2 separate regions of the Homo sapiens genome follow, and region 1 is linked to region 2. Evidence: chromatin contacts called from ENCODE Hi-C or POLR2A ChIA-PET data. All regions are on one chromosome and are shown on one strand. The core of a region is the stretch at or near the end of the contact, and the rest is flanking DNA. Distances in the headings are between cores, read along the strand shown.

Region 1 (5,376 bases), core at 881-3,380, 410 kb after region 2:
ATGTAAAAACTAATTCTATATTAAAGACTTAAGTGTAAAAAAATTAAAATCATTCAATAAAGTCTCCTATAAACAGATAAAAACTTCAAAGCCAAGACTAGAAACCAAGTAGCTATTTTTAAAATAGACATGTTTAACTACACAAGAATATGAAAAAGAGCTCTTACAAATTGACAATAAAAAAAGAAAAACAACTCCATAAAGTTAGATAGCAGAAGAACAAATTGAAATAGCCAACAAACATATGAAAAGTGTTCAAATTCATTAGCTCTCAGGGAAATGCAAGTTAAAGTAAGAATGAAACTTTATTCCTATCAGACTAGCAAAAATTAAGAGAACCTATGAAAATTGTTGATCGTTTCTGGTGAGAAAGTGAAGGAAAAGTACTTTCATAAGTTGCTAGTGGGAGCATTAAGCATTATAATCTTTTTGAAAATCACTCTGATAAATCTATTAAAATTAAAAATACATATACTCCTCAGCCCAACAATTCTACTCATGGGAATTTATTCCAAAGAAATAAAAGTATGATTATGTTAAAAATATCTATAAGGACCTCAATGTTCTAGTAGCAAAACCCTGAGCATAAAGTGGATGCCACAGGGGAAAGATGAAATGGGATTTGGAGGAATATCCAGAAGATATTATTGAATGAGAAAGGTAAGATACAGAAAAAAAAAAATGTGTATACATTACCATTTGTTCAACAGTGCCACAAAAACACCATTACATATATGGATACACACACACAAACACATATACATGTGTGTGCCACATTTATGGTTTATGACCATAGAGGAAAAGTATGGCAGAATTCATATTAAGTTGCTAACATGTATTGTCTTCTTGTGGGGAGGGGGAAAGGGTTTATGAGGAGGAAGAAGGGAAGGGAAGAAATGGTGAAAAAAAGGAAGGAAACAGCCACACTAAAAATTATTACACTCTTTTTAGTGGATCTTACTGCTACCCCTATTTTCCCTTCTGCTGACCAAGGTGGTCCACCACATTCCTAAGAAACACGAAACACATTACACTAAAAATGAGTGCTGCAAAAGCACTAAGCAACTGGAAAAAATTATACAGGTTAAAGAATAGGTAATTCTTATATGAAAAGAGCAAAATTATATCCATTCTTTCATTTTTTAGCTAGCTAATACAAGGAGTTTCTTTTATCAATAAGTATCTTGATGGCCAATTCCTAGCTAATAAATGCCATCAATTCATATTAAAATATAAACTGAGTGTTTATTCTGTGCAAGGCACTACTCAAGGCACTGTAGAAAACACAAAACAACAAAGGTCCCCCACTTTCCTTTCTGTTTTAACATGTGGAAGACTGGAAGACTTCCATCCTCACATCTTCTAGTCTGCTCAAAGCACTGTAGAAAATCCTAAATGCAAAAAGTAGCATCCTCTTCTTCACAAGAATGGGAAATGTCATTCAGTGTAGAGCTCCCATTAGTTACGACTAGTTCTAAAAGTATTCAGCATTTTTCATATTGTAGCACTGCCTGTATTCTTCCAGTCAGGCTAAACTGTCCTCAGCTCCTTAGGTGTCTCTCCGTGAAAAGATTTTCCTGTGTGCTCCTTGAAGGAAGCTACCACATGAAACTTAACCACCCAGCTTCCACTGGCTAAGGGTCTTTTCTCATTCAAAAATCTCCTATACTCTATCCGAGCTTCAGTGAATTCAGTCTCACTTCCTCATGCTATTCAGTTCTATTACAAGCCTTCCATCAAACATTTAAGAAGAGGAAAAAATAAAGACAAAAACCAACCCCCTAACCCCCAAATCAAACCAAGTGAAACACATTTTACTTCTTTTTATTTCCCTCTGGGGAAAAACATTATTCACCCTCGTGGCTTTAACTGCCAATGACTATATGCCAATGACAACATGTCTAGCTGTGACCCCTCGTAAGGCCCACTTCCAAGTTAGACATTAGACATCTCCAACTTGATATCCCATGAGTCCCTCATGATTTAATATACTCCAAACCAAACTGATACTCCCCAAATCTCATCTATCTGTATATCTTAGCTACTTATTCGGCTGCAGAAGCCAGAACCCTGAGTCCTGCTTGATTTATAATTTTGTTTTGTTTTATTGCTTATTATCTGTACAACGATGTAGCTTCTCGAAGACTGATTGAGTCTTTGATCTCTGTAACTGGCATGATGCAGTATCTGGCAGATAAAAGTTGAACAGGTCAGGCATGGTGGCTCACACCTGCAATCTCAGCACAAGGGCAACAAAGCGAGAACTCCACCTCCATAAATAAATACCTAAGTCAGCCAGATGCAGTGGCATGTGCCTGTAGTCCTAGTTACTCAGGAGGCGAAGGCAGGAGGATTGCTCGAACCCAGGAGTTTGAGAGCAGCCTGGACAACATAGCGAGGCCTTGTCTCCGCTAAAAATCAAATAAATTAGCCAGGCATGGTGGTGCATACTTGTTGTCCCAGCTACTCAGGAGGCTGAAGCTGGAGGACTGCTCGAGCCCAGGAGATCAGGGCTGCAGGGAGCTATGATTGTACCAGTGCACACCAGCCTGGGCAACAGAGCAGAGGCCCTGTCTCAAAAACAAAAAAAAGTGCACTATGAAAAATGTGTATATGGATTTTAAGATTATTTTGCACCAAAATAAACTTGTACCAGCTTGTTACAACATGTCTGAACAAGATCTAGTTTGAGGTAGTAAAAAGAATAAGACATCAGTTTTAAAAAGATCCCTATCAGAGCAACATGCTACTGAAATTGAAACGAAACAAACATCGACTTTATGGTGGGGCATGGGTGGGAGAATGGTGAAATCACTGATGCTTTACGGGAAGTTTATGGGGACAATGCCCCAAGGAAATCAGCAGTTTACAAATGGATCAGTCCTTTTAGAAAGGAACAAGACAAGCTGAAGATGAAACTCACGGCGGCAGACCACCCACATCAATTTTTTAGAAAAAAATGATAAAAATGTTTGCAGTGGTTCACACCTATAATCCCAGCACTTTGGGAGTCCAAAGTGGGTAGATCACAAGGTCAGGAGATCGAGATCAGCATGGACAACATGGTGAAACCCCATCTCTACTAAAAATACAAAAATTATCCAGGCATGGTGGCGTATGCTTATAGTTCCAGCTACTCAGGAGGCTGAGGCATGAGAATTGCCTGAACCCAGGAAGCAGAGCTTGCAGTGAGCCAAGATTGTGCTGCTGCTGCTGCACTTCAGTTTGGGCAACAGAGTGAGACTCTGTCTCAAAAAAAAAAAAAAAAAGGATGTGGCTGAAGATCCTGAAGTATTGCTTTGAAGAATTGTAATGGGAAATGAAATACGGCTTTACCAGTACAATCCAAAAGGCAAAGCACAATCAAAGCAATGGCTACTAAGAGATGGAAGTAGTCCAGTCAAAGCAAAAGCAGACCAGTTAAGCGCAAAGGTCATGGCAAAAATTTTCAGGGATGCCCAAGGCATTTTGCTTGTTGACTGTCTGAAGGGCCAAAGAACAATTAGATCTGCTTATTATGAGTGTTTTAAGAAAGTTAGCCAAGGCTTTAGTTTAAAAAAAAATGCCTGGAAAAGCTTCAGCAGAGTCCTCTACCATGACAATGTTCATGCTCATTCCTCTCATCAAACGGAAAATTTTGCAAAAGTTTCAATGGGAAATCACTAGGTTTTTGCCTTACAGTCCTGATTTTGCCCCTTCTGACTTCCTTTTGTTTTCAAATCCTAAAAAATCTTGAAAAGGCACCTATTTTTCTTCAGTTAATTATGTAAAAAAGACTGCATTGACTTGGTTAAATTTCCAGGATTCTCAGTTCTTTAGGGGTGGACTAAGTGGCTATCATTGCTTACAAAACTGTCTTGAGCATGATGGAGTTATTTTGAGAAATATGTTTACATTTTTAATTTTTATCTTTTAATTTCATCTTTCAAAAACTGTTTGAAGTCCCCTTGTATAGTACACTGGATTCTTGACATTAGTGATCTCAGAGACTTTTTTTTTTTTTCTGAGACAGAGTCTTGCTCTGTCACCCAGGTTGGAGCGCAGTGGCGTGATCTCACCTCACTGCATCCTCCACCTCCCAGATTCAAGCAATTCTCCTGCCTCAGCCTCCCAAGTAGCTGGGATTACAGGTGCATGCCACCACGCCCAACTAATTTTTGTATTTTTAGTAGAGACAGGGTTTCACCATGTTGAACCACTCATATTCATGAGTATGTCAACCTTTGTACAGGCTTCTGGCTTTCTACTGTCAGTTTGGCTCTGTAACATATTTTTTTCCTCTTGAGAATTATTTACCACAAAGAAACAAATTTAATCACTTATTAATACAAATGATAACATGTAGAATAAAACAAATTCCAAAAAGTTGCAAATGCCAGATAGAAAACTAAGCTCACTCACAAGATAAGTGATCTGATGGCACTACACATCAGCCTCAAAGCTTGTAATTCAAATGCTCCATGACTTTCAGAGCCATTTGCAAGCAGCTGAAACTGCAAATGCTAGATCTGTAATTGTTAATGGAGTCTGTTTTTACATGTTAAAAGAAAACAAATGTACTATGCACAATAATGTCATTGATTTTTAAAAATTCTTTGTTGAAAGAAAACCAATATTTTATACTGTTTATGTTTAAATATAATACTTCTCAGGTCTTTCTACATAGTAATTTTATGATTTGTTTTTAATGAAGCTTTCAAAGAAAAACTTTGGTCTCAAACTTTAAAATGGGTGAATTGCATAGTTTTGAATCTTCGCAGCTTGAGAAAAATTACTGGTAATTATGTTTAAAATTTGAACTGGTTGCATTGTGCTTTGCTTCTGATTTCTGTTGGCACTTGTGATAGTTTTTAAATGACCATAAAATCTTTGTGATTATTTGCACTGAGCAGTGGAATATTTTTCCCCTCCTCTTATCTCTGGGTTGAATCTGTGAATCGGTTAACCAAAAGAATGTGGCAGAAGTGGGCATCATGCCAGTTGACAGCTTCCAATTTTACCTCTTCGAGCTCACTCTTGGGATGCTCTCTCTCAGAATCCAGCTACCATGTTCTGAGAAGCCCAAGCCACGTGGAGAGGCCACATATAAAGTAGCCACCATGTAAGTAAGCTTTGGCTAATAGCTCCAGGTGGGCTCCCAGCCAATAGCCAGCAGCCAGTAGCAAACATCAAATGTCAGCCATCTGAGTGAGCCATCTTGGACATTCCAAACTAATCAAGCCCACAAATGACAGGAGCCTATGCCAACATCACATAGAGGAGAAAAACCATTGTGGAGAGCCCAGTCAACCATAGAATTGTGAAATAATAAAGTGGTTATTACTTTAGACCATTAAATTTTGCTGTTGTGCAACAACAGATTGATTGATTGATTGA
Region 2 (5,926 bases), core at 2,684-5,183:
AAATTAGTCAGGTGTAGTGACGCACATCTGTAATCCCAGCACTTTGGAAGGTTGAGGCTGGCGGATCACTTGAGGTCAGGAGTTTGGGACCAGCCTGGCCAACATGGTGAAACCCCATCTCTACTAAAAATACAAAAATTAGCCAGACATGGTGGCACACGCCTGTAATCCCAGCTACTTGGGAGCCTTAGGCAGGAGAATCATTTGAACTCGTGAGACAGAGGCTGCAGTGAGCCGAGATCATGCCACTGCACTCCAGCCTGGGTGACAGAGTGAGACTCCGTCCCCACTGCCAAAAAAAAAAAAAAGGAAGTGGTGTACTTTTCAGAAGAAGAGATTGACATTGGGCAGAGCCAGAAACAAGAAATGGCCAAGACACATGCTGACCAATGTACTTTTACACTGAGGGTTCCCAGCTTGTGGGCTAAGAATACCTTGGAGAGCTTTGGAGCTGTTGCAAGAGACCCTAAGTCTATCTATGCCACAACTATGGTCTGAGGCTTGGTAGATAACATAATTTATATCCCTATACTACCCTTCCCTGAAGATATATAGACGCTATTGGATGTTATTGGCTTAATTCAATGCAAATTCATTTTCAAGAGTTACTAGATTCATAGTAATAGTATCTTCTTAGGGTAGACTTTCCTAACCAAAAAATACTACAAACAAAATGACTGCCACACGGGAATCTGCAAAATAGAGATCACTATTTTGATCTCACTAAATTGTTCTAAGGTTCAAATGACTAAGTACTTGGAGTACTTAGTGCTTGGGACACAGTAAATATGCAGTAAATACCAACCACTAGCCTTCTGATGATGCCATTTTGTCCCATGAGGGCCTGCAGGAGAGAACTCTGCCAGCATGTGCACTGACCTGGTCACCTCAGTAGCTATATTTCTCACAGTGAACTCACGCTCGGTCTTGAGAGAAGGCCCTCCAACTCTGTGGCTCACCGGCACTGTCTTCCTGTGTCTGGGTAGGACCTAAACATGCACTCCTGGTGACTTAACTCAGGTGCTGCTTCCCAAGGAAGGTCACCTTAGCCACTAGGTGGCCTCCCTCCAAGTCTGTTTGTTGGTTAGGAAAATCTACACTAAGAAGAAACTATTGCTATGAGTCTAGTAACTCTTGAAAATGAATTTGCATTGAATTAAATCTAATAACAGCCAATAACATCTATATATATTCAGGGAAGGCTAGTATAGAGATATAAATTATGTTATCTACCAAGCCTCAGACCACGATTGTGGCATAGATAGACTTAGGGCCTCTTGCAACAGCTCCAAAGCTCTCCCTCCAAGTCTTCTCTAAGGCCAGCATTCTTCTTGTCCTATGGGCAACACATAGTCTAGACAGAGGGTAAGGGACATCAACAGAGTAACAACAAGCAGGTTGGTTGGTATTCGATTTTGCTTTGGAGACGAAGATGGCTTTACCTTACAATAAGCAGTCAGGTAGAGCTGGGGGTCATTTTGAGGGGGAAAATAACCCAAACAGAACTGTGTTTTAGGAGAATTAACCTTCCTAGGGTGTATAGGTTGAAGAATGAAAAGGAGATACTGCCCATGGTCTCTTTTTCTCTCTAGTGTAGCTTTTTCAAGCTAGAAGAATAACTATAACAACTTTCTGAAGTCAGTTTCCTCATCTGCAACTTCCCCCACAATCTCCCATCCAAGACCAAGGTAGCCTGATCCCACTAATCATCAGAGACCAGATGAAATCAGGTGTGTTCAGGATTGTACGGTGTGCCATCTATAAAGCACGTGGGGTGTGTTTCTACACTGGGGGTTCCCAGCCTGTGGGCTAAGAATACCGTGGAGAGCTTTGGAGCTGTTGCAAGAGGCCCTAAGTCTATCTATGCCACAACCGTGGTCTGAGGCTTGGTAGATAACATAATTTATATCTCTATACTACTCTTCCCTGAATATATATAGATGTTATTGGCTGTTATTGGATTTAATTCAATGCAAATTCATTTTCAAGAATTACTAGATTCATAGCAATAGTTTCTTCTTAGTGTAGATTTTCCTAACCAACAAATAGTACAAACAAAATGACTGCCACACAGGAGTCTGTAAAATAGAGATCACTATTTTGATCTCACTAAATTGTTCTAAGGTTCAAATGACTAAGTACATGGAGGTGCTTAGAACAGTGCTTGGGACACAGTAAATATGCAGCAAATGCCAACCATTATCATAAAGCAATTCTCATTCCTGAAAGGTGGGGCTCACTCATCTAGATGATCTCTAAAGCCATGCTTTGTGCCTCTGAGCTTTAATGGCTTTCTACATTTTATGAAAAATCTTGTGATGGGGGCAGACATTCTTTGAGATCTGTTGCTGTTGCTGACGCAGAAAGTGCCTTAGCCTATGAGCCATTCTTCTAAGCTTGGATAGAAGGCGTCCTTGGAAGAGGGCCCATATCTCTTCAATTGACAGTGTGGCCCAGAGAGGCCGCAGTCGGAGACCTCTGGGCACTAACACAAGGGCGGTCTGTTTCCTCCAGGGAGGAATGAACTGACTTCTGTTGTGTCCCACGCAGCTCGTCCACTGCAAAGCTCAGCGAAAAATACTAAAGTGACCTCAAGGTGGCACTGCAACCCAAAATTTCACACAAGGGCACACAACCTCAGTTCATTTTGGGGGGTTTTTGTGTTTTTTTGTTAATTTTTGTTTTTTGATCATATCAATTATTTTTATTATCTTTAGAAATAGAAACACAAAACTTAAGAATTTTGTAGAGAATTTGAGTGACTTTAAGAGTGTGTCCTCAGAGTCCAGTTTAAAAAAACAATTCTTCCGACTTTAAAGTCCTGGAGTTGCAGGAAGTATCCTGTCTTCAGGTGAGGGTCTCAGAGGTGATTTATTCCTGAAGTTGGGTATTTGCAAGCTTTTCAAAGCTTTCAGAGCTATCATCATCAGAGGGCCACAAGATGGAGAAGGCACTCCTTGAAATATCCTTTATTTTAGGAAAATAATTTTTCAAAAATTTCAATAGGTTTTGGTGGAACAGATTGTGTTTGGTTACACGCATAAGTTCTTTAGCGGTCGTTTCTGAAATTTTGGTGCCCTCATAACCCAACCAGTGTACGCTGTACCCAATTTGTAGTCTATTATCCCTCACCCCCCCGCTCCCACCCTTTCCCCCGAGGTCCCAAAGTCCATTGTATCATTCTTATGCCTTTGTGGCCTCATAGCTTAGCTCCCATTTATAAGTGAGAACATGCGATGTTTGATTGTCCATTCCTGAGTCACTTCACCTAGAATAATGGTCTCCAATTCCATTCAGGTTGCTGCAAATGCCATTATTTTATTCCTTTTTAAGGCCTTCAGTTTATTTTTTTTAATGATATATGATAGTTTACATATTTATGGAGTACATGTGCTATTTTGTTATATGCATCAAATGTGTAATGATCAAGTCAGGGTATTTGGAGTCTCCATTACCCTGAGTATCATTTCTACGTGCTGGGAACATTTCATGTTCTCTCTTCTAGCTACTTTGAAATATACAATACATTGTTGTTAACTAGAGTCACCCTACTCTGCTATTGAACACCTCCCCCCGTGCAAAAAAAAAAAAAGGATTGTATTGCTCAGTTCATTTTTAAAGCCTTCTTTCTCAAACTTTACTGTGCATAAAATCCAGCCAGGATCTTGCTAAAATGCAGCTTCTGAATCAGTAGGCCTGGGATGGAGCCTGAAATTCTGCATGTCTGACGTCTCTCAGGTGATGCGAACGCTGCAGCCTGGTTTTAGCTGGAATATAGCTTTCAGCAATTCTCTGCTGTTGTTTCTAATTAGGGACAGGAGTGAGAATTAAGAAGACCAGAAAAATGGCCCCTTTCTGTGCCTTTAGGAGGTGATGAAGAGCAAGAAAAAAGAAAAATCAGAAACAACCAAAGAAAACCAAGGCAGCTTTCTCTTTCCATTCCAATCCCATGAGATTTGCGGTTCTGCCCTCGGAGACGACTGATTCAAGGTAGCAGGTGCCCCGGTCAAGATGAGTTGTGGAGAAGACCAGACCTTCCCAGTAGGTTCTTTCCCTGACACAAGGGCTCCTTCCAGATTTTGTTACAGAATTTACAACACATGAAGTGACCCGATGCTTCAGCAAGTGCTTCATGGCTTCCCCCAAAACCAAAGTCAGGGTTCCTGAGAGAGTGCCTAGAAAGTCGGGGTGGAGGTCGGGTGCGGTGACTCACGCCTGTAATCCCAGCACTTTGGGAGGCCGAGGCGGGCGGATTACGAGGTCAGAAGATCAAGACCATCCTGACCAACATGGTGAAACCTGTCTCTACTAAAAATAAAAAATTAGGTGGGTGTGGTGGTGCATGCCTGTAGTCCCAGCTACTTGGGAAGCTGAGGCAGGAGAATCGCTTGAACACGGGAGGCGGAGGTTGCAGTGAGCCGAGATCGTGCCACTGCACTCCAGCCTGGCGACAGAGTGAGACTCCATCTCAAAAAAAAAAAAAAAGTCTGGGTGGAAAGAACCAAGCTTAGAATTGAAGAAGTGTGGAGTCACAGGAAGAGGCGCTCTGCCGGCAGCGTTACTCTTGCATACACAATGAGATTTATTTTAATCCCATGAACTTCTGCTTTCCACAGTGAGAAGGCCCCGTGGGAAGCAACCAATGAAGTGAAACTGCTTCTACCCCAGTGCTGGGCGTCTGTAGGTATGGACAGGCCCTTGCTTTAAGGTAGATGCCCGCCGCAAAACGGGAAGTTGCATTATGGCTGCCTCCCGCTGGGGTTCTTTTTCTCTTGGTATTTTAATTTTTGTTTTTTGGATTTGGTTTGGTTTTTCCTCTTTAAGGATCTTCATATCATTTTTGTCGTTTTTGTTCTTCAGTCTGAAGCTGAGTTTTGAGACAATAAAAAATTCAAAGCCAAATTCGATCTTTTCAGTTTTTAATCTATTGTAATGATTCAGATTAAAGTTTCTCCAGCCACCTGCTTTTAAGGGTGAAGGAGGATGTTGGCTCTATGTTTTCTCCGAGGCTCTGACAATGGAGTTCATTTCCCACCTCTCCCAGGCGGCCTTAGGAGACAAACTTTCCCATTTAATTTGTAGAAAACATGGATCAGGGTGTCCCAGCTGTACCCAAGCCGGGAGTAACAGTTTGGCTTTTATTTGGGTAAATTTTACTCGTCTCCGTCTGTGTGCATGAATTGATATGCATAGGTGGGTGGAAGGAGGATTATTTGGGGGTTGGAAAGGAGAGGTGGGACAGAATAGGGACAGTGGAAAGGACGAGGTGCTGTGTCACCCTTCTTGCCCCCTTGGGCTGGTTTGGAACCCCCGCAGAGGGAGGAGTGAGAGCTGAAGAAATGGATTTCGTGAGCAACTCGGTGAGATGGTGGATCCCAGCATTGCAGCACTGGCATGCTGAGAGGTTGACACACAATTTTGAGGAGAGAAGTACCGAATCTACTGCTAGCTCCGTGGAACTCGGCATGGCTCCTCGTCACAAGGATAGTTGCATTTGGGATTACTGGGAGAAAGCACCCTTAGCATGGTCGTTAGCACCATTGAGAAAGCACCTTCATTCAGCAATGTCAGTAGTGAGAGACTCTTGCAAGGACCTGCAAAGGGCCCAGGGGTAGCTGCCGCGAGCTAGAGGGGAGTAGACTACGGCAGCATGGGGAGAGGAGCTGACAGGAAGCTGTCCGGCACCTGCGAGAATCTCAGGTTCGAATGGAAATATTCGTGTGCACGTTTGCAGGAGGGTGAGAGGCCCCGCTTCAGCAGGTGGGAGCCAGAATAAGAACTGGGGTCACTGATGCTGTTGTGCCTTCTTTGTAGCCTCAGGCTGGTAAGGATTGGTAGCATTTGGATTACACACGTCATGATAAGAATTGCTCTTCCACAACGAGATACCTCCATCCAAGAATAGGGTCTAGCAGGAACAAGTATG

What was found. Hi-C counts contacts between places; a loop is a spot of excess contacts on that map. ChIA-PET counts read pairs that join two places held with the same protein, here RNA polymerase II (POLR2A). Pooled maps may share reads with other maps.
Region 1: a map of OCI-LY7 shows a loop between it and region 2 (4-fold over the local background). The contact joins two enhancer-like sites. A Hi-C loop is called at or near these places in 2 of 168 maps with a recorded cell type or tissue (OCI-LY7 and Panc1) and 1 of 50 pooled maps. POLR2A ChIA-PET finds 5 or more read pairs at or near these places in 3 of 52 experiments (CD4-positive, alpha-beta memory T cell, OCI-LY7 and activated T-cell).

Annotation. Positions count from the first base shown.
Region 1 is chr4:39,164,606-39,169,981 of GRCh38, forward strand. No RefSeq gene overlaps it. Among named protein-coding and RNA genes, the nearest start is that of WDR19, 15 kb to the right of the region's middle. RefSeq lists an enhancer at 2,105-3,304. Within about 2 kb of position 2,131, at least 2 of the 41 ENCODE cell types and tissues checked have a DNase peak (open chromatin) inside an H3K27ac peak, as active enhancers do; they include OCI-LY7, where a contact is called at or near this core.
Region 2 is chr4:38,757,143-38,763,068 of GRCh38, forward strand. It overlaps the pseudogene RNA5SP158. Among named protein-coding and RNA genes, the nearest start is that of TLR10, 23 kb to the right of the region's middle. RefSeq lists enhancers at 206-335, 3,836-3,985, 4,006-4,175, 4,226-4,275, 4,376-4,685. Within about 2 kb of position 3,934, at least 9 of the 41 ENCODE cell types and tissues checked have a DNase peak (open chromatin) inside an H3K27ac peak, as active enhancers do; they include OCI-LY7, where a contact is called at or near this core.